2 separate regions of the Homo sapiens genome follow, and region 1 is linked to region 2. Evidence: read pairs that join two places in POLR2A ChIA-PET (ENCODE). Cell type or tissue: Panc1. All regions are shown on one strand. Links, peaks and the distances in the headings refer to the core of each region. The heading gives the core; the rest is flanking DNA.

The links. ChIA-PET counts read pairs that join two places held together with the same protein. Peaks named below come from ENCODE experiments on the same cell type or tissue, not always from the same donor. Only the 100,000 strongest peaks of a DNase experiment are listed, where the experiment ranks them.
Region 1: POLR2A ChIA-PET joins it to region 2 with 10 read pairs; 2 of 35 experiments call an interaction of 5 or more read pairs at or near these places.

The regions. Positions count from the first base shown.
Region 1 is chr16:58,201,884-58,218,741 of GRCh38, reverse strand. No RefSeq gene overlaps it. Among named protein-coding and RNA genes, the nearest start is that of CSNK2A2, 12 kb to the right of the region's middle. In Panc1, for the core only: no CTCF peak of the experiment used is centred there; no DNase peak of the experiment used is centred there.
Region 2 is chr16:57,314,700-57,320,602 of GRCh38, reverse strand. No RefSeq gene overlaps it. Among named protein-coding and RNA genes, the nearest start is that of TRL-CAG2-2, 17 kb to the right of the region's middle. In Panc1, for the core only: no CTCF peak of the experiment used is centred there; a DNase peak (open chromatin) is centred at 3,782; H3K4me3 peaks cover 327 bases; H3K27ac peaks cover 3,378 bases.

The DNA.
Region 1 (16,858 bases), core at 7,283-12,282, 890 kb before region 2:
ACTCTGTCACCCAGGCTGGAGTGGAGTGGCGCAATCTCGGCTTACTGCAAGCTCCACCTCCCAGGTTCACGCCATTCGCCTGCCTCAGCCTCCCGAGTAGCTGGGACTACAGGTGCCTGCCACCACGCCCGGCTAATTTTTTGTATTTTTTAGTAGAGACAGGGTTTCACCATGTTAGCCAGGATGGTCTCAATCTCCTGACCTCGTGATCCGCCTGCCTTGGCCTCCCAAAGTGCTGGGATTACAGGAGATCTAGCTTTTTAAAAAGGCACACACCTGCTTCTATGCGGAGAACTTAGCTTGGCCCATAATATCTAGGCTAATTTTCTGAGTCTTCTCTAGTGATAATTCTCCAGTCTCCTGCTGAGGAAGGATATGTGCCTGGCTGGCAGCATCCTTAAAGCCAAGGAAGGGCTAGGGTTCACACAGACTTTCATATATCATCCCCGTTTTTAGTATAGTGTCTCCCCCTCCCTTCTGCCATGTCTAGAGTCCTTTATTTTTTTGAGATGACATTTCGCTCTTGTTGCTCAGGCTGGAGTGCAATGGCACCATCTCGGCTCACTGCAACCTCTACCTCCCAGGTTCAAGTGATTCTCTTCCCTCAGCCTCATAAGTAGCTGGGATTACAGGCGCCTGCCACCACACCTGGCTAATTTTTTGTGTTTTTAGTAGAGATGGGGTTTCACCATGTTGACCAGGCTGGTCTCAAACTCCTGACCTCAAGTGATCCACCCGCCTTGGCTTCCCAAAGTGTTGGGTTTACAGGCATGAGCCACTGCACCCGGCCTCTAGTGTCCTTAAGTCTCATTTTTCTGTAGAACAAATTTCTGGCAAGGTCAGGAAAGGGTAGTTGCCCGGGCGCCCCAGATTTGAAAGGGGATCCAAGTGGTTATTCCAGTTATAACTGCTATGCAAAAAATCACCCCAAACTAATTAAAATAAAAACACTGATTTTACTGTCTCTCATACTTTCTGTGGCTGAAGAATTTGGGAAGGGCTCAGCTGGGTAGTTCTAGTTTGGGATCTCTCATGCTGTTGCAGCCAAACAATGATTGAAACTGGATTAGCATGCAGCTGGCAAAGCATCTATCTCTCTTTCTCTGAAGTCTCAGGTCTTCTCCATGTGGTTTCTCCATATGAGCTGTTTTAAGCTTCCTTACAGTATGGCAGTGTCAGGGCAGTCAAACTGTTCACATAGAGATTTATAGTTTTAGCATGAGAGTTCCAGCCTTGGAAATTATGCACCATCACTTCCACTGAATTCTATTGTTACAAATGAGTCACTTGAATTGAGCCTGCCTCAACTCAAGGGGAGGGGACCTAGACTATATCTCTCAAGAGGAGGAATGTCACAGTCACACTGTGGAATAGCATGTGGAATGGGAGATATTTGTAGTGGCTATCTCTGAAAAACACAATCTCTACAGTGGTCTCACCACCTCTTATATGGGGTTCCTAGTTTTACTTCTGTTTTCAAGCCCATTCCACCTCTGTCTTAGTCCATTTTGTATTGCAATAGCAGAATACTATAGACTTGGTAATTCATAAAGAAAATAAATGTATTTGGCTCACAGTTCTGGAGTCTGGGAAGTCCAAGAGCATGGTGCAAGCATCTAGTGAGGGCCTTTGGGCACCATCATCCATGACAGAAGGTGAAAAGGCAAGACAGTATGGGAGCAAGAGGGGGACAAACTGGATTTTACAACAAGCTCACTTTTGTAGTAATGAACCCACCCCTGTGACAATAACATTAATCCATTCATAAGAGCAGGGAGTCCTCATAACCTAATCACTTCTGATTAGACCCCACCTCCCAACACTGTTGCACTGGGGATTAAGTTTCCAACACAAGGTCTTTGGGGGACACATTCAAATCATAACAACCTCCAACACATCATTCTGACTAAATTTCTGGCATTTGGGGTTTTAGTCCATAGATCTTTCTGTTTCTTGTGGGGAGACCCCTTGTACAGGTGTGCAGGTTGGGCAGCACAGTGGAACCATATCTTAGGGGTGCCATTCACCTTGTAAACATTTTTGCTTTGTCCTCTTATTATGATAATGTTCCAGCAGGTAGCAGTAAAGGGTGGGAGGAACGCACATTATATCACTTTCCCACTAGATGGATGTCAAGCATCTAGAGGAAAGGAAGCCACTTCTCCATGCAAAGACTACAGGCTAACGGGTACACTGACTGCTGGTTGATATTTCCTTCTGCAGGCATTTTCAGCTCTACCAAACTCACCTGCTTTCCACCTTCCAAAAATGTGTTTAAAACTCTCATCTGCGGCCGGGCGCAGTGGCTCACGCCTGTAATCCCAGCACTTTGGGAGGCGGAGGAGGGCGGATCATGAGGTCAGGAGACCAAGACCATCCTGGCTAACACGGTGAAACCCCATCTCTACTAAAAATACAAAAAATAAGCCAGGCATGGTGGTGGGCGCCTGTAGTCCTAGCTACTCGGAGAGGCTGAGGCAGGAGAATGGCGTGAACCCGGGAGGCGGAGCTTGCAGTCAGCCGAGATCATGCCACTGCACTCCAGCCTGGGCGACAGAGAGAGACTCCGTCTCAAAAAAAAAAAAAAAAAAAAACACCAAAACCAAAACTCTCATCTGCTATTTTCCTGTCTCTGCTTCATTTTGTTTCTTTTGTGAGTTTATACCTTTTTAGTTCATTGACTCTGATTTTGGTTGGGCTTTGGGAGGGGGCAGACAAAAATGAATGCCTTCAATCTATGAAGTGAAAGTGCCATGTTTTCCATTTTTCCCCCAGTGTAGATTGCTGCAATGATGCTTCCCTACACACGTGAGTATTCATACCCCTTTGTACAGTTTACTTTTACAAAAATGGATCGTGCTGTACATATCATTGGACGATTCGCTTTTTTTCACTTAATATATTCTGGACATCTTTCAATGTCAGCATATATAGATTTATCTTACTCTTTATGAAAGCTGCATAATGTTCCAAGGTAGGGACAGAAGTCCTATTCCAGAGGAGAGAAAAAAGAAAAAAGTACCCGTTCATCATTCCTTATCCCCCAGTGGGTGGGGATGACAGCAGGGCAGGCATCTCTGCTGTCAAGGAGCAGGATTTGGTGGGTGGGAATGGGTTGCACATAGTTTTAACCATATCTTTGCCTCTGTATTTACATAATTAGAGTTATAGTGTGGACAACTCAGATTCTGATTTTTTCCCTTTGGCTTTTTTCCTATAAACCATGATTTCTCAATTGTGGCACCACTGACATTTTGGACCAGATAATTCTTTGTTGCAGAAGCTGTCCTGTGCATTACAGGATGTTTAGTACATCATGGCCTCCACCACTAGATACCCACCACTTTCCCATTGGTGACAATAAAAAATGTCTCCACTCATTGCTTAATGTGCCCCAGGGAAACAAATCACCCCCTATTGAAAACCACTGCTATAAACTGATCTGAAGACCTCTTAGCAATCTACAACGCAGTTAGTAAAAACCCAGTTTTTACTTCTTGTGTTTCTGTCACAACTCTTTATTTATTAATTGGGGAGAACACACTTTCTCAGCACTCTATTCCCCTGTGTGCTCAGATAAGGGTTTCATTTCTCTTAACTTACTCTTGAGTTTTGTTTCCTGTCAAATTTATTTGCTGGCTTTCTTTCAAAAAATGTCAAAAAACTCAAATGTAATACATATTTATTGTGGAAAATTGGAAGATACAGACAAGCTCAGGGAAGAAAACTTTAAAATTTCCTTAAACCCCCTCGAGATAACCACTGATAACATAATTTTGGTCATTCTTCTTTTTTTTTTTTTTTTAGACAGAGTTTCACTCTTGTCGCCCAGGCTGGAGTGCAGTGGCACAATCTTGGCTCACTGCAACCTCCGCCTCCCAGGTTCAAGCAGTTCTCCTGCCTCAGCCTCCCGAGTAGCTAGGATTACAGGTGCCTGCCACCACACGCAGCTAATGTTTTGTATTTTTAGTAGAGACAGGGTTTCACCATGTTGGCCAGACTGGTCTTGAACTCCTGACCTCAGGTCGTCTGCCCGCCTTGGCCTCCCAAAGTGCTGAGATTACAGGCATGAACCACCGCTCCCAGCCCCATTATTCTTATTTTTTAAGAGATGGGGTCTTTCCATGTTGCCCAAGCTGAAGGGCAGTGGCTATTCACAAGTGCAATCATGGCACACTATAACCTCAAACTCCTGGCCTCAAGCAATTCTCCCACCTCAGCCTCTCAAGTAGCTGGGACTATAGGCACATGCCACCGCACCTGGCTAGGTGATTATTTTTGTAGCCTTTTCGTTTTTTTCTCTCTCTTCTTCTGTGTAGAATGTAAGCATCCATGTATACACACACACACATTTGTATAAAATTTTAAGGAAAACCCTTCTTCTCCAGGTCCTAACATTGTAATGTCTCCCCCTGCTTTAAGTTCCCAGAGTATTTTGCAATCCCTTCTCATTTGTGCATCCAGGTGTCTCCACCTTATAGCTTAAGTTCTGGTGTCTATGGTGATTAAGGCCATCACTTATTGGTATCTTTTTTTTGAGACATAGTCGCACTCTGTCATTCAGGCTGGAGTGCAGTGGTGTGATCTCGGCTCACTGTGACCTCCATGTCCACGTCCCAGGTTCATGTGATTCTCCTGCCTCAGCCTCCCAAGTAGCTGGGATTACAGGCGCCCGCCACCATGCCCAGCCAATTTTTGTATTTTTAGTAGAGACGAGGTTTCACCATGTTGGCCAGGCTGGTCTCGAACTCCTGACCTCAAGTGATCCACCTGCCTCGGCCTCCCAAAGTGCTGGGATTACAGGCATGATTATTGGTATCATTTTTGAAATACAGCAAATAACTCCTGTTCCCTTTCAAAGTATAACTTTAAGAACATTAAAAATGCAACTGTTATACAAGTGAGCATGCACCAAGATACATATAACTTGTTAATGGGGGACCCAGCAGTATGGTAAAGATTAGTGCAAAAGAGAATTAGAGGGAAAAGGGTTATATAGTCCATCAAGAAAGACACACTAAAATCAGTTTGTTAGGTTAGAGACAAAACTGATTAATAGCCAACAGGGCAAATAAAACGGTAACCTTTGGGGTTCTCTTTTCTACTAGACAAAAATCATTTGCATCTCTATCAAACAAAATTCTACAAATTAGCACATAACTTTATAGAATCTGGGCCCCAGTCAACAGTAAAGTTGAAGTCAAACAAAGGTACGTCCCTCAGATTATGAAACAATCCAGGAGTGGTCTGTTAAGCAATGCCCAGCATGCACTGAAGTGACGCACAGTCTTCTTCTTGCCTTATTTGCCACGTTTGGGATCATTTTTCTCAATATCCCATAGTTCCCCAAGCACACTCTGCACAGTATTTCCCTAAGGGAAAGTGGACAAGATTTCTGTGGTTCCTTGTCATCTCTCATCTTCCTCTCCTCTACCCACACTCTAAGAAGGTGAGACCAGTCCCCAGGGACCTGGGTATTTCCAATTAGTTACTGCACCTGGCCTGGCTTCCTCTTCCATATGGCCTTCCTTCCTTCCTTCCTTTTTCTTTCCTTCCTTCCTTCTTTCCTTCCCTCCTTTTCATTTCTCTCTCCCTCCCTCCCACCTTTCCTTTCCTTCCCTCCCATCCCTCCCTCCCTCCCTTCTCTCCTTCCCTCCTTCCCTTCCTCTTTTTCTTTCCTCCCTCACTCCCTTCCTTCCTATCTTTCTTTTCTTGAAACTTCCCTTTTTTCCTTCCTTCTTTCTTCCCCTCTTCCCTCATTTCCTCCCTCCCTTTCTTCCTCCTCTCCCTTCCTTTCTTTTCTTCCTCCTTCTTTCTTCCCTCCCTCCCCTCACTCTCCTCCCTCTTTCTTTCTTTCTTTTTTTTTTTTTTGGTGGACTCTGGCTCTGTCACCCAGGCTGGAGTGCAGTGGCACAATCTCAGCTCACCACAACATCTGCCTCCTGGGTTCAAGCAATTCTCATGCCTCAGCCTCCCGAATAGCTGGGATTACAGGTGCATACCCCAACGCCCAGCTGATTTTTGTATGTTTAGTAGAGACGGGGTTTCACCATGTTGTCCAGGCTGGTCTTGAACTCCTGATCTCAAGTGATCTGCCCACCTCAGCCTCCAAGTGCTGAGATTACAGGCGTGAGCCACTACACTGGCCCCTCCTTCCTCCTTATTCTTTCCTTTCTTCCTCCTTCCTTCATCCTTCTCTCCCCCTCTGTCTCCCTCCCTGCCTTCCTTTCTTCCTTCTTCCCTTCTTACTTGCTTTCATTTTTATGAATATATAACTTTCATGGAGATATAATTCACATACCAAAGTGTACAATTTTATTATCATATAATAGTCTATAGGATAGATATACCAGGTTTCATGTATCCATTAATTAGTTGATGGGCGGGCATATGAGTTATTTTCACTCCTTGGCTATTTTGAAAAATCCTGCTATAAACATTAATTACAAGTTTTGGAGGGGACTTATGTTTTAATTTCTCTTGAGTATAATATACCTAGGCATGAAGTTTCTGGCTCATGCGGTAACTGTGTTTAATCTTTCTAGGAACTACCAAGCTGTTTTCCAAAGTGGCTGCACCATTTTGCATCCCCACCAGCCCTGAATGTATGAGGGTTCTAATTTCTCCACATCTTGTTAACACTTGTTACTATCTATCTTTTTTATTACAGCCATCCTAGTGGGCTAGAAGTGGTATCTCATTGTGGTTTTGTGGCCTTGCTTCTTAAACCAATCTTGCACAGACACCAATTTTGCGCACAGACACCAATTTTGCACACAATCGGAGGTACCCAGCACCATGGCATCAGGTTATAAATTTCCATTCATAGATTAAGTCTGATCAATGAGTGAAGACTGCCTTTCTGAGCCACCCCACAGGTGGGGGGTCTCAAAGGGGTATGGCCGCTACACCAAGCCCTGCCCACCGTGGGGAGAGAATCTAGAAAGATGCTCTTTTGGCCACATCAGGATCAAGTTCTTGCAGTAAATAGCAGCAGTAAGTGCCATGGTTTGTAACGTGAGGCAGTAGACAGAGGAATGCAGGCTGGCCCTGGGCTGGGCCCCCTCAAGGAGGTCCCAGGTCTCCCTATGGTGTCATTTGAGGCCTGCCCAAAACAAAATGACCTCCTTCACCACCCTGCCATACTCAGAGATTCCACCACATTCCCAGAGGTAAGTAAATAAGTTGCCACCTTTTTAAAGTGTGAATCCTTCTGGGAGGGGTAAGCATCTTGCAAGAAGTCCATACCTTATTGTGAATTAGCTTATCAGATAGATGCCAACCCACACCCTGCAGGGACAGGACTCAGAGGAAGTGGGAGTTTTGAGTCATTGGGAAGGGTGGGAACAGGATATGAGGGAGCTCTGGTAGAAAAGGGGCAGCAGTGCTCAAGAGGTGACATTTCAGGATGCCAAGATGGGGCCAGAATTGGGTCAGTGGGGCTCAGGGAAGGTTTTCATCTTCATTCATCAATGGACAGTGGTCATGATTCATTTATTCTATGTGACACATTGTGCTAAGTGCTTTGCATACAATTTTTCTATTTTATTTATTTAACAAACACTTACATAGCACCATGTGCCACCACCTACCTCTCAAACCCCACATGCCACATCTTGTTAGCTTCCCCTAAAATATGATTCCCGAATCTGAGCATTTCTCACCACCTTCCCAACCATCCTCCTCACTTTCCTGGTTTCCTGCAGGTCTCCTGGCTGGTGACTCTGCTTCCACATTTGCAGTTAGAGCAATCCTTTATAAAGCAATATCTCTTCTGCATTCAACATGTGCCAATGGCTTCCTATCTTGGTCACTACTGTAGTCCTTACAATAAGGTGCTTGAACCATCCCTCTTACCTGGCTGACATTACTTGCCTACTGGCTCAGCCACAGGACACCTGCTTTTCCTCCAACACACCAGCATGCTTCTTGCAGGGCCATTGCAATTACTATCGTGTTCTCCCTAGAACATTCTTCCCCCAGAATCTGCCTTGCTGATGCCTTCACTTCTTCAAGTCTCAGCTTAAATGTCACCTTCTCAGAGAGACCTTTCTTAACACTGCCTCCTCTATCTCAAAGAGCCCTGTATTGCCAGCTTGCTCACTGTCAGAAAAGAGGATTACAAATATAGACAGAAAACTAGAATGAGTTCTGTGGTGTTAGATTGGAATTGGAGGCATGAAATGTACTCATAGTTTTCAATATACACAAATAAATACAGAAATAAATAAATGTATAAATGTGTGTCTGCATGTATATGTTATTGAATGTATACATACATGTATTCTCTAGCTCAGCCTGGGAGCAGCAATAGTTCAATAACAATGAGCACACTCATGCCCTGATGTTGGCTTCTAAACACTAGTCTCCACTAAAAGGAATCAGGATCCCTTTGAGCAATGGTTGATTCCAGGGCTGGAACAGGAAAAGTAGAAGATGAACCAGGAGCAAATTTTGTGCCAAAAACAAGAAAGCGATCAGAGGACGATAGGACAGGTAAAAGGGATTCAGGAGCCAGTTGGAAGGGGCTCCCACCAGCAAATAGAAATGATTTGAGCATCAAAATAACTCATGATAATAATGGATTATAACTCATTGAATAAAATAGATATCCATGAGTCCATAATAATATAAATAACTGCTGGGCCTGGTGGCTCACCTCTGCAGTCCCAGCACTTTGGGAGGACAAGGTGGGTGGATTACTTGAGCCCGGGAGTTCAAGACCAGCCTGTGCAACATACAAAGACCCCCATAGCTACAAACAACTTTTAAAAATTTAGCCGGGCATAGTGGCAAGCGCCTGGGGTTCCAGCTACTTGGGAGGCTGAGGTGGGAGGATCGCTTGAGCTTGGGAGGTCAAGGCTGTAGTGAGCAGTGATCGTGTCACTGCACTCCAGGCTGGGCAACAGAGCAAGTCTCTGTCTCAGAAAACAAACAAAAGGCTGGGTGCCGTGGCTCACGCCTGTAATCCCCCACTTTGGGAGGCCAAGGAGGGCGGATCACGAGGTCAGGAGATTGAGACCATCCTGGCTAACACGGTGAAACCCCGTCTCCACTAACAAAATACAAAAAAATTAACCAGGCATGGTGGCGGGCACCTGTAGTCCCAGCTACTTGGGAGGCTGAGGTAGGAGAATGGTGTGAATCCGGGAGGCAGAGCTTGCAGTGAGCCAAGATTGCGCCACTGCACTCCAGCCTGGGCGACAGAGCGAGACTCCATCTCAAAAAAAAAAAAAAAAAAAAAAAAAAAAGCAAACAACAACAACAAAAAACCAATAATATAAATAATTAAATAGAAAGTTTGATGAGGACTAGGATAATTACATAGTTTTCAAAATGCCTTAACCCTTCTTTTCTAGGTCTTTGTAGTCAGAATTTTTTTTAATAAAAAAAATTTAAACAAAGAAAATACCTCAGTCCCAAGTATGAATTCATTAAAAACATAAAAAGGGCCAGGCACAGTGGGTCACGCCTGTAATCCCAGCACTTTGGGATTTGGTGACATTTAATATCCCCTGAGGAGGGCAGATCACAAGGTCAGGAGTTTGAGACCAGCCTGGCCAACATGGTGAAACCCCGTCTCTACTAAAAATACAAAAAAATTAGCTGGGTGTGGTGGCAGGCACCTGTAATCCCAGCTACTTGAGAGGCTGAGGCAGGAGAGTTGCTTGAACCTGGGAGGCGGAGGTTGCAGTGAGCTGAGATCACACCACTGCACTCCAGCCCGGGTGACAGTATGAGATTCTGTCTCAAAAAAAAAAAAAAAAAAAAAAAAAAGCTTAAAAAGAGTCACTTTACAGTAAAGAAATCTGGCATACACTACCCTGATAATCAACTGATTGAAGTTAATATCTTCAGTAATGGGACCAAGAAAACTGTATGCCACCTGGTAGGATGCAATGAGAAGAACACAGCTTTATTTCTGTGATATTTCTGCCAGAGATGCATAATCTGAATCTAATTATGAAGAAACATCAGATAACCCCATTCAGGAATATGTCACAAAATAACTCACAAATAATCTTCAAAAAGACACTAAAAAACTGTCATAAATGGAAAGAGATTTTTAAAAATGACCACTAAATGCTGCACGTGGTTACTGAGGGGATCTTTTTGCTCTAAAGCAGTGGTCCCCAACCTTTTTGGCACCAGGGACTGGTTTTGTAGAAGACAATTTGGGGGTGGGGGGATGATTTTGGGATGGAAATATTCCACCTCAGATCATCAGGCATTAGTTAGATTCCCTTAAGAAGGCTGGGCGTGGTAACTCATGCCTATAATCCCAGCACTTTGGGAGGCCGAGGTGGGTGGATCACCTGAGGTCAGGAGTTCGAGACCAGCCTGGCCAACATGGTGAAACCTCGTCTCTACTAATAATACAAAAATTAGCTGAGCATGGTGGTGCACACCTGTAATCCCAGCTACTAGAGAGGCTGAGGCAGCAGAATCGCTTGAATCTGGGAGGCGGCAGTTGCAGTGAGCTGAGATCACGCCACTGCACTCCAGCCTGGATGACAGAGCGAGACTCCATCTCAAAAAAAAAAATTCCCATAATGAGCATGCATCCTAGGTCCCTTGCTTGTGCAGTTCACAGTAGGGTTTGAGTTCCTATGAGAATCTAATGCACCATGATCTGACAGGAGGCAGAACTTAGGTGGTAATGTTTGCTCACCTACCGCTCACCTCCTGCTGTGCAGCCTGGTTCCTAACAGGCCATGGACTAGTACTGGTCCACAGCCCTGGGGTTAGGGACCCCTCCTCTAAAGGACATTATTTGGGCAAATGACAAAATTAGGATAGACCCTAAGGATTAGATGGTCATAATGTATAGGTGTTGACAGAATGACACAATTCTGCTAATCAGGACAAGCTCCTGCCTCACTGAAAGATGAATCTCTCAATGACACTGATGTCCAGTGTGGTGGCAACCACTGCCGTCTTTTCCTAATTGTCTTTCTCTACTGTCATCTGTGTCTCTTCCACTTTCTCTATGGAGGGATTGATCATACCTTAGGCATGTAGAGTTTTGATCTTCTTGGGATTGATTGTGTTTTCTGATCATCCATGGGAACTTCTGCTATACTCTGTGCTCTCATGGGCATCAGAGCTGACAAAGGGCCCATCACTAATGTAGCAGGATGAGCCCCGGACAAAACCCCTCAGACACTGGGTTAAAGAAATGGCTTTATTCAGCCGGGAGTTTCCTCACTGGCTTGGGAACAGGCAGGACTAGGACCCAGGGTTTCTATGTCATCCTCTAGTCAAACAGGAAGACTTCTGCAAGCATCCAGAATGGTGTGCTTCCTAAAACAAAAAGTAGAGCTTGCATGTGCAACTTCATTTAGTTTCATTTAGTTTTTCTTCAGGATAGAGAAGCTAGTGTCTGTCGGGGGATAGTAAATGTCACCAAATCCCAGGCTCAGTGTCTTCTGAACAGAAGGCCTAAGGGGAGGAAGAGTAGGGGCTGGAACACAGGAGGAAAAGTCCAAACTCCAGAGGATTCCTCCACGTTTTTTTTGCCTGCAACAATCAGAGCAGCTAGCCTTTCTGGGGAGCAAATATTCCTGCTTCAAAATAACAGCAACTGTAATGTGACTAGCACATGTCTGATTTCCACTGGTGACAAAGTCACAGGTACTGCTAATACTGCCATGTTTTGTTTTGTATTGTATTGCTTTTTTTTTTTTTTACTATATCCATAATGGGAGAGAGGAAATGCTAAATTTTATTTAGAGATTGGTGAATAATGACATAATTTTTTTGTGTCTGAATTTATGAACCCACTGAGTTCTCACTACTGACCTAGGTTGAGGACCTCTGGTTTAGTGTGTGCGGAGTCTAAAAGCCCAGAGATCACTGTAGGAAAGGCCCCCGGGGGAAAATCCAGGGAGGAGCTGGCTTAACTCAGGACAAAGGCTGTGGGCACCTAGACAAGAGTGTAGATGGGAGTGGCCATCTGGAGAGGAAGCCAGTTGCACTTGGTTGGGGTTGGGGAGTGGTGGGGGGGATGTGGGAGCTGTTGGTGATTCTGGGAAATTTGGTTGGGCTAAGAGATACTGTGGGCAGGGTGCAGAGGCTCATGCCTATAATACCAGCACTTTGGGAGGCCAAAGCAAGAGGATCACTTGAGCCCAGGAGTTTGAGACCAGCCCGGGCAACATGGCAAAACTGTCTCTGCATAAATTGGCTGGGCATGATGATGTGCACCTGTAGTCTCAGTTACTTGGGAGGCTGAGGTGGGAGGATCACTTGAGTCTGGGAGATTGAGGCTGCAGTGAGCCATGATCGAGCTACTGCACTCCAGCCTGGGTGACAGAGCAAGATCCTGTCTCATAAAAATAAATAGATAGATAAATACATAAATAAAATAAAGAGATACTATGGAAGAGCAGTTTGGCAGGAAAATGATGAGTGTTTTTGAAGTTTGATGGCTTTGCCAGGGTCTATGGGAGACTGTCACTGCAGCGTCAGCCCACTCCCCTCCAAATGCCCACTCCAACCAGGCAGAAGTGGGTGTGTCCACCAGGAAAGTACTGTTTGCCCTTCAAAGTAGCCCCTCCACTTTTGTATCTCTTGAAACTCCAGGATTAAGGCTGCATTCACCAGACTTCTTAGTCCTTTTCCTATTTAAGATTTAAATCCCTTTGCAATAGCTGTTAGTTAAATTTTAGTCTAAAGAGATTAATTCATCCTTCCCTGAGAATATTAGAAGAGTTTCAGTTCACTGAGCTTCATTTGGGGGGTGAGGGGTGGGCACCCCCCACCCCCCAAATGAAAAAAATATGTGCCCTTTTCTCCAGCCAGGCAAGACTGAATAAGAGGGGTCACCCACAGGAGCACCAGCAGAAAATTCCCATTCCTCTGGCTCTCTTGCCCAGGACAGGCTCTGGCACATTCCCACCATCCCCCTCAGGGGCATTCTCTGGTTGGAGGACAGAGTGGGTCACACGGTAAGGATGACTAGGACAAAAAAGAATAAGAAAGTGATATTCCTAAGGAATTTATGTGCGCATGTTCCCAGGGGGAGTGCAGCCAATTTGGCCTTAATGTATATATTTTATTCACCTGTCTGGTGCCTGAAAGAAACACCAAGGTAAGAGTCCAGCACTCTGGTAAATTAAACTAAATTTGGCCTGCGGACATCTCCGTACTTGAGTCTTTATATAATGAACTGCAACCTACCTTGCAGGTAAACCGACCGAAATCCTAACTTAGGAGTCTACTATTGTAACAAACAGCTGAGTCTCAGCCAATCACAGCAGCCAAGCTTCAGTCAATCACAGGCGCCCCACTGATCAGACCACGTTCAAATAAGGCAAGAGCTGAGCTGTAACCAACCCAACTGCCTGTGTACCTCATTTGTTTTCTGTCCATAAATGTTGCCTGACCACGGTCAGGTCAGAGTTCTCCATGCCTATTCTGGTTCTAAGGGCTCCCTGATTCTAGAATCGTTCTTTCCTCAATTAAACTCTGCTAAATTTAATTTGTCTAAAGTTTTTCTCTTAGCAATTCCCCATAAACTCCTTGGATTACAGAGAGAACTCAAGACCCTACGTCCCTACCCTCTGTCCTTTCCTAGCTGGTGTAAAGCCCCCATTAACCCACAAGTTCTTGAGGGGAGGATTAGGATGGTCAACAGCCTGAAAACCTTGGTTTGATTCCCCCCAATTATGAAAGTAAAATCTATGCTTCCAAGACCCCAAAGCATGTAACGCATTTCCTTCCAGTTCTTTTTGTATGCATTTGTTACATACCTGAAAATTTATCTAAGTGTAGGTATAGGCCGGGCGCGGTGGCTCATGCCTGTAATTCCAGCACTTTGGGAGGCTGAGGCTGGCAGATCACCTGAGGTCAGGCGTTCAAGACCAGCCTGGCCAATGTGGTGAAAACCCCGTCTCTACTAAAAATACAAAAATTAGCCGCGCATGGTGGCAGGCTCCTGTAGTCCCAGCTACTTGGGAGGCTGAGGCAGGAGGCTCGCTTGAATCCAGGAGGCGGAGGTTGCAGTGAGCCAAGATTGTGCCAATGCACTCCAGCCTGGGCAACAGAACGAGACTCCGTCTCAAAAAACAAACAAACAAACAAAACAAACAAACAAGCAAAAAAACTATAGGTATGCACTGGTGTCCTGCTTTGAAACAAAGCAAAGCAAAACAAAATAATAGGTTGTATCATCCATTCTTATTGCATAGAAAAAGGCCTGGAAGGATACACACCGAACTGTGGAAATGTGGAAGGCAAAGAAGGACAAGTTTCACTTTTTATCTGACTGACTCTTGAATTTCTTGAAAAATATTAATGTTAAAGAAAAAATTATTCGAGGCACTTTTGTTAAAGAGGGTAAGGCAGACTTTATCCAAATGAGGGTCATGGCGACAGGTATAGGGACCACTGCAAGGGGTTTTGCTGTGAGTGACAGAGACCATACTCAACAGCTACTCCAACAAGAACACGTGGGTATTTATAACTAAGGAACAGAGTCGGGGTCAGCGGACAGAAAGTTACTAAGAGGACACATCAGGGACAAGGGGTTTCTGGCTAAATTGACTTGACAGAGTTATTGCGGAAGGCAGGCCAGGGTGATAGGATACTGAAGGTGATCAGATGGCAAAGGTAGTGATTTTTTGCTCAACTGATTAGCAGCATTCTTGCTCAAAGTAGATTCAACAAGGACGAGAGGGAAGTCCAAGATCAAGCTTATTATAAAGGACTCAGGAGCCTGAGTAAAGTTTTCATCAAAGGAGACAGTCTTTGTTATTAACCATGCACTACTGCAGGAGTTTCCCATTGCTGCTGTAGCAAATTGCCACAAACTTAGCGGCTTTAAGCAACACAAATTTATTCTAAACGGGTCTCGTTGGACTACAATCAAAGTGTTGGCAGGGCTACAGTGCTCCTCTAGGGGAGGATCCGTTTTCTTGCCTTTTTCAGCTTCTAGAGGTGGTCTATGTTTCTTGGCGCCACCCCCCTTCCGTCTTCAAAGCCAGCAATCACATCATTCTGACCACGGCTTCATCAATACATCTACTTCTCTGACATCCTGCCTCTCTCTTTCACTTTATACGGACCATGGTGAGTATATTTAATCAACCTGGATGCTCCGTGATGATTTTCTATCTCAAAATCCTTAATTTAAGCACATCTGCAAAGTTTCTTTTTCCATATACGGTAACATATTTACAGATTCTGGGGAAGAGTAAGTGTATATCTTTTTTTTTTTGAAATGGAGCCTCATTCTGTTGCCCAGGCTGGAGTGCAATGGCACAATCTCGGCTCACTACAACCTCCACCTCCCGGGTTCAAACAATTCTCCTGCCTCAGCTTCCTGAGTAGCTGGGATTACAGGTGCATGCCACCACACTCAGCAAATTTTTGTATTTTTAGTAGAGACAGGGTTTCACTATGTTGTCCAGGCTGGTCTCAAACTCCTGGCTTCAGGTGATCCACCCACCTCAGCATCCCAAAGTGCTGGGATTACAGGCATGAGCCACTGTGCCCGGCCATAAGTGTGTATCTTTGAGGTGGGTGAAGGATGTTATTCTGCTTACCACAATTACTTGTACAACTTTTCTTTTTGGGACGGAGTTTCGCTCTTGTTGCCCAGGCTGGAGTGCAATGGTGCAATCTCAGCTCACTGCAACCTCTGCCTCCCAGGCTCAAGTGATTCTTCTGCCTCAGCCTCCCAAGTAGCTGGGGTTACAGGCGTGCTTCCACCATGCCCAGCTAATTTTTTGTATTTTTAATAGAGATGGGGTTTCACCATTTTGGCCTCAGGTGATCCACCCATCTCGGCCTCCCAAAGTGCTGGGATTACAGGCGTGAACCACCACACCTGGCCACAAATTTTTAACACGTATTTATTTATTTATCTATTTATTTTTGGAGATAGGAGCTTGCTCTGTGATTCAGGCTGGAGTGCAATGGCATGACCATAGCTTACTGCAGCCTCGAACTCCTGGGCTCAAACAATCCATCTGTTTCAGCCTCCTGAGTAGCTAAGGCTTGCACCAACATGCCCAGCTAATTTTTTAAATTTTATTGTAGAGTTGGGGTCTCTCAGTGTTGCCCAGGCTGATTTCAAACTCCTGGCCTCAAGAGATCCTTCCACCTCGGCCTCCCAAAGTGCTGGGATTACAGGCGTGAACCACCATACCCAGCTCTCCTATTTAAAAATCTTGTGTCCTAAAATTTGTCCATTGCTAAAAATTCCTCATAATCATGCTTTTTAGTAACGCCTAATAGTTTCACTGTAGGGAATGTATCACAATTTATTTAGCTGGTCCCCCAGCTTGTGATATTTACATCACTTTACATTTTCATGATTAAAGATAATGATTATCATGCGGAACGTCTGTGGGCCTTTGCATGACATACTGAATCAGAAAGGGGTTAAGGAAAGTGACGTGGTGGTCAGAAAGATCAGAGTTCAAATCCAGGCTCTGCCTCAGTTGGTCATTGTCATTGGAGTCTTGGTTTCCTCCTCCGCACAAAGGGGACCCTTACAAGAGCTCCAACCTTATAGATTTCTAAAAACAGCTATGTTGAGATAAAATTCACATAACATAAATCCACCCATTTAAAGTCTAAATTCAATGGTTTTTAGCCATGTACGGTTTTGGCGGGATTCAATGATGTAGAATCATTATGTGTGTGATGAACACACAAATTGCCATCATGATCAATAATTCTTTGTTCATAATTTTCATTATTTTGTTAGGCTAGGTTCTTGAGAAGTATCGATGCAGGATAAAAGCCTATAAACTTCTCAAATGTTTTGAAAGTAGGCTTGTGAAGATAGGTGGCCTTCAGTGGGATTTTAAAATGTGCTTTTGTTTTTTGGATTTTTGGTGTTTGGATA
Region 2 (5,903 bases), core at 904-5,903:
AGCCCAGAAGTTTGAAGCTGTGGTAAGCCATGACTGCACTACTGCACTCCATCCTGGGTGGCAAAGCAAGACCCCGTCTCTAATAATAATAATAATAATAATAATAATAATAATAATAATGAATTTTGCTTCCCCCCCAAATCCTTATGACTTTTATTTCTTTTCCTTGACTTATTGCACTAGCTTCCACTTCTAGTGCAATGTTAAAGAGAACTGGTGAGAGTGGTCCAAGTCACTTGTAGAGAACATTTAGAACAATTTGTTCTGTATACTATCATATATGTAGGAAAAGAAGGACAGGGGTTCCATGTACATATAGGCTTACAATACTAGAAACCAGTAACCCATCACCAAGGCCACAACCAACTGGACTAGGGGTTATAGCCAGAACCAATAGTAGTCACCCAGACCTCCCAGTGGTCAATGTAATGGGCTGGTTTGGGAACTCAATCAGTAGGATCAATCTGGAATGGAGTGATAACCTGTCTCATCAGATTTGGAGACCCACAGAGCAGAATCACAGTCAGTTTCTCACACCAAGAAGAGGTGCTTAGCTGGGATACAGGAAGGGGAGCTTTCACCACTGTTTGCAAAGGAAGATGGCCCAGAGAAAAGATTGTTTGACTATGTTTTCTGGGCATTTCATGATCTTGCTTTCCTATTGCTTCCTCTAGGGACTTTTCATCAGCATCTCAAAAACTCTCAAATGCATAAATCACCATAAAAACCATTGTTGAAAAAACTGGCAAAAGTCCTTACCTCTGGAGAGGGTAACTAGAGGTCAGGGACAGGGAGGGAGGCTTACATTTCACTGTTATATCATGCCCACGTAAGGTTGATTGAAAAGTAAATTTAGTATTTATGTTATAATACATAAATAAATTAGATATTAAATCATTACGAGGTTGAAAAGACAATCATTGGGAAGGCACTCCTCTGGAAGAATGTGTTAGGGTTGCCAGCCCCTCTAACCCACCCCTGCTGTGCTTCTTTTTTTTTTTTTAACTTTAAGTTCTGGGATACATGTGCAGAATGTGCAGGTTTGTTACATAGGTATACATGTGCCATGGTGGTTTGCTGCCCTTATCAACCTGTCATCTTGGTTTTAAGCCCTGCATGCATTAGGTATTTGTCCTAATGCTATCCCTCCCCTTGCCCCCACCCCCTGACAGGCCCCAGTGGGTAATGTTCCCCTCCCTGTGTCCATGTGTTCTCATTGTTCAATTCCCACTTATGAGTGAGAACATGTGGTGTTTGGTTTTCTGTTCCTGTGTTAGTTTACTGAGAATGATGGCTTCTAGCTTCATCCTTGTTCCTGAAAAGGACATGATCTCATTCTTTTTTATGGTTGCATAGTATTCCATGGTGTATATGTGCCCCATTTTCTTTATCCAGTCTATCAACTGGGAATATACCCAAAGGATTATAAATCATTCTACTATGAGTACACATGCACACGTATGTTTATTGCAGCACTATTCACAATAGCAAAGATTTTTTTGTTTTTTTGAGATAGAGTCTTGCTCTGTCACCCAGGGTGGAGTGCAGTGGCCCGATCTCGGCTCACTGCAATCTCCACCTCCCGGGTTCAAGCGATTCTCCTGCCTCAGCCTCCTGAGTAGCTGGAATTATAGGCACCCACCACCACGCCCAGCAAATTTTTGCATTTCTAATAGAGACAGGGTTTCGCCAGTTGTCTAGGCCAGTCTCAAACTCCTGACCTCAGGTGATCTGCCCACCTCAGCCTCCCAAAGTGCTGAGATTACAGGCGTGAGCCACCACGTCCGGCCCCCGCTGTGCTTCTGACATGGGGAAGGGAATGTCACAGAAGCCAAGACCCCATCCCCCACCCACCCCAGGGAAGGACGTGAGGAAGTGGGAGCCGTGGCTGACCTAAGGAGAATGTAGCAGCAGCCACTACAGAAAAAGATGCAGACCCAGAGAGCAGCTGGGTCACAAAGATGGCAGAGTGCTGGCTGCAGGAGGGACAGAGGACCCCCAAACCAGGGCAGGAGGCTGAGCTGCTCAAAGAGTCCCGAGCGCCACTCTGCCCTCCCCTGCTATTCCCAGCCCAGCTATTCCTGCTATTCTGGGTATTCTGTGTCCCTGCCTGGGAGGCCCATGCAAATTCTTTCTGTGTTACAGATGCGTGTAAATCTGTGACCTCCCTCTCCGGTGGACCTGTCCTTCCAGAGCAGAGGCAAGAGGGCCCCTGCAGGGGGCGGGGGTGTCTCTCTGCTCCATCTGGGGCAGCCCCCCTTCCTCAACTCCCATCTTCCTAGAGAAACCTCCTCCCTCTTGTCCTAACCTCTAGGGTTGAATCCCAATCCCACAGCTGGGAATTTTCCAAAAGCCCCACAAGCCCTTTTTCCCGGATTGCCCTTTCTCCATACCACCCTTCAGGGGTCTGCAACACTGAGTGAGGTTGTGAGAAGGATTTCTTGGAGCCCCAAAATAGCAAAATGGAACTGAGTGCAGAGGTAAGAGCACGGAAGGAGAATCCAGATCTAGTTCTGGACCACGCTGAACCTGAATACAATGTTCGAAATAGCAATTAATAACTATGTGCCTATCTCTGTTTAGGCCTTTTATGTGGATTAATTTATTTAATTATCACAAAAATCTTTTGAGGTAGGTACTATTTTCTCTCCATTTTACAGAGAAGGAAACTGAGGCTGGGTGCAGTGGCTCACGCCTGTAATCCCAGCACTTTGGGAGGCCGAGGCCCGTGGATTGCTTGAGGTCAGGAGTTCAAGACCAGCCTGGTCAACATGGCGAAATGCCATCTCTACAAAATATACAAAAAATTTAGAGAGACATGTTGGCGCGTGCCTGTAGCCTCAGCTACTCGAGAGGCTGAGGCACGAGAATTGCTTGAGCCTGGGAGGTGGAGGTTGCAGTGAGCCGAGACCACGCCATTGCACTCCAACCTGGGCGAGAGTGAGACTCCATCTCAAAAACAAACAAACAAACAAAAAACAGAGAAGGAAACTGAGGCACCAAGAGGTTAGAATGCTTGCCAAGGTGCACAGGTGTAGGTGATAGAGCCAGGATTCAAACTTAACTAGTCTGATTCCAACATCCATGTTCTCAACTCATACATTCCACTGCACCTCACAGTCCCTGGGCAAAGTGCCCACCTCTGAGCCTCAGCTCATGCTGTTCCCTCCTACAGGAAAGTCCTTCCTCCCTTCTCCACCTGGCAAAATGCATCTTTCCAGACCCCCATCTGAGAGCCCTGATATGTCCCCAGCACGTGCACACACACCAGACAGAATTTCATGGTGTCCTCCTCTGGGCCATTGGGCAGCCACTTCCCTCCAGCACAGAGTGGACATGCCATGCAGCCTTTGCCCAGCCAGGGCCTTGCCCCCTGCTGAGCCAGAAGCACTTCCCGGCAGGCCCTGGGCCTGGCCCATCACAGTGTCCTCAGCCTCCAGCACACAGCAGCCTTGGCCAGTGCCGTTCCGCGTTCCAGATAGGACTGGCCTCTGCCTCTAACTTTCTGTGGGACTTTGGGTAAACCACTGCCTCTCTGTGACCTCAGTTTCCCCATATCTAGGGATCCCAGGATTGAGATTTTTAAAAAATTTTTTCTGATTGTTCTTCAGCTGCTGAGAGCTCTATGTCTCCCTGCCAGAGAAATCACCTGGGAACTTTCCTCTCAGACCACGCTGTGGAGAGAAACCAAGGAGCTTCTGGGAGGGCCAGTGGGACTTTCTGGGCTCCCAGCTGGACTTGGACTTTCCTAGAGGAACATCTGAGTCACCTTCCTGTCTGAGGAAGGAGTTTGGCTGCTCTGTTTTGGATGATGAAAGGCCAGGAAAGGGCCTCTGTCCAAACATCCACTCTTCCCACCCAGACTTGATGATGCCCCTCCAGTGCCAATACCCCACTGATAATAATAATCGGAAGTATGATTTATACACTACCTTCCCCCATACTCATTCACAGTGCCCTGCAGTTCCCAAGCCAAGGAGATAGAGCTGTGGGATAGCTAGGACTAGGCTGGGTCAGACCAGAGCTCTGGTGCCAGGGCTGCTGCTCCTTCGCCTCTCCATGCCTCAGTTTCCTCATCTATAAAATGGGACAAGGGCACCTGTTTTCTTAGGTTGCTATGAAGAATACACTTGCAAACTGCACAGTGCCTGGTGCCTAGCTATTGCTCATCACTCTGGAGGCACCAATGGTCTAAGCCAGGTAGGTGCTGGCCAACACCTAACTCCGACCATTATACAGATGAGAAGATCCCCTGAGCAACTTGGGAGCAAACAGAAGGTGTTCTATTCATCTCCATGTCACCAGCATCCAGCACATGATAAATATCCAAAAAGCCTAAGAAACGTTCCACTTCCCACTCACCCCCAGTAGCTGTGTGTCTTTGGGCTATCTGCCTTCCTTCTCTGGGCCCAGCCTTTTTGGGATGCCTAAGCTCACACTTTAATATCTAGGTGCAAGGGAGCAGTGGATTACATTAGGAACTCTGAGTTGGCAGAGCTGCCCTGGTATGATTTCTGCCTTCAACACTAACTGTGTGATGTAAGGGAAGAAGGGAAGTTATTTTACCTCTTTAAGCCTCAGGATTGTGTGTGTGTGTGTGTGTGTGTGTGTGTGTGTGTGTGTGTGTGTGTGGTTTGTTGTTGTTGTTGTTTTTTAGAGATGAGGTCTCACCATGTTGCCCAGGCTGGTCTCGAACTCTTGACTTCAAGTAATCTGCCCATCTTGGCCTCCCAAAGTGCTGGAATTACAGGCATGAGCCAGCCTCAGTTTTCTTATTCATAAAAAAAAAAAAATTCCCCCTACCTCTCAATATTGTTTTGAGACTTCAACACATGAAAAGTACTGGACACAGCCCCGGAACATCGTAAATGCTCAATTAACTAAAGATGATTTAAGGGTGAGAAGAGGAAGTTAGGGGGTTGGTTGAAATGGTTATAAACCATGTTGTGGGAACCCAGAAGAGAAAGCAACAAATTCCAGCTGGGGAGATGTAGAGAGGGGAGGCGACCCACCGGAGGCCACACAGTTATCGTGGCAGAGCTGGAGGGAGTTCCACAGACCAGACCCCTGTTTGGGCTGGAAGGCAGCCATCTCTGAGGGAGCGAGGCACTGGTTTCCTGTTTTCCTTCTGAGAATCCGAGGCACCTAAGACAAACAAACAAATAAATCTTGGCCTAAGTTCCATTTCACTCAGTGAAGGAGCCTTGTAAAAGGATGTGTCTGAGCAGGAAAAGTTTATCCCTACCCATTTCACCTTCAACTTGAAGAAGGAGCCCTGAACCGTGATTCAAGACTGGGTTCTAGACCTCTCTGGGCCTCAGTTTCCCCTTCTGTAAAATGACCAGATTTTATAGGCATTTCTGTGCTCTTGCAAACAACCACCAAGATACATTGTTAAGTGGAGGAGGAAAAAGAACAAGGCCAGTATGCATAGAAGATGACAGTTTAAGGAGAAAGGTGGGGGAAGGTGGGAATGCCTGTATACATCAACTTGTATATGCAGAAAATTTCCTGGAGGGCTACATGAGGAACCAGTACCGCAGGGCTTGCCTCTGGGGAAGGAAGCAGGAGTCAGGGATGGAAGGAAAGTTTTCATCTGTTTATTCTTACTTTGCACCTTTTGAAAGTTAAATTATGCAAATGTAATCCCTGTGGGGGGGATATATATACACACACATATATATACATATATATGTATGCACTGTAAAAAATAGAAAAGTATTGAAATCCAGCACTTTGGTATTTTTAAAAAATTATATAACATTGACTGCAGTTTTTGTTTCCTTTTAATACACATACACTGAGATTCCAAGAAGAAAACCCCCCAAAAGGCAGGATCTCTGGTCAGAGACCTAATGCCTGCAGGAGGAGGAAGTGGGGGCAGAAACAGGGAAAAGAGATAC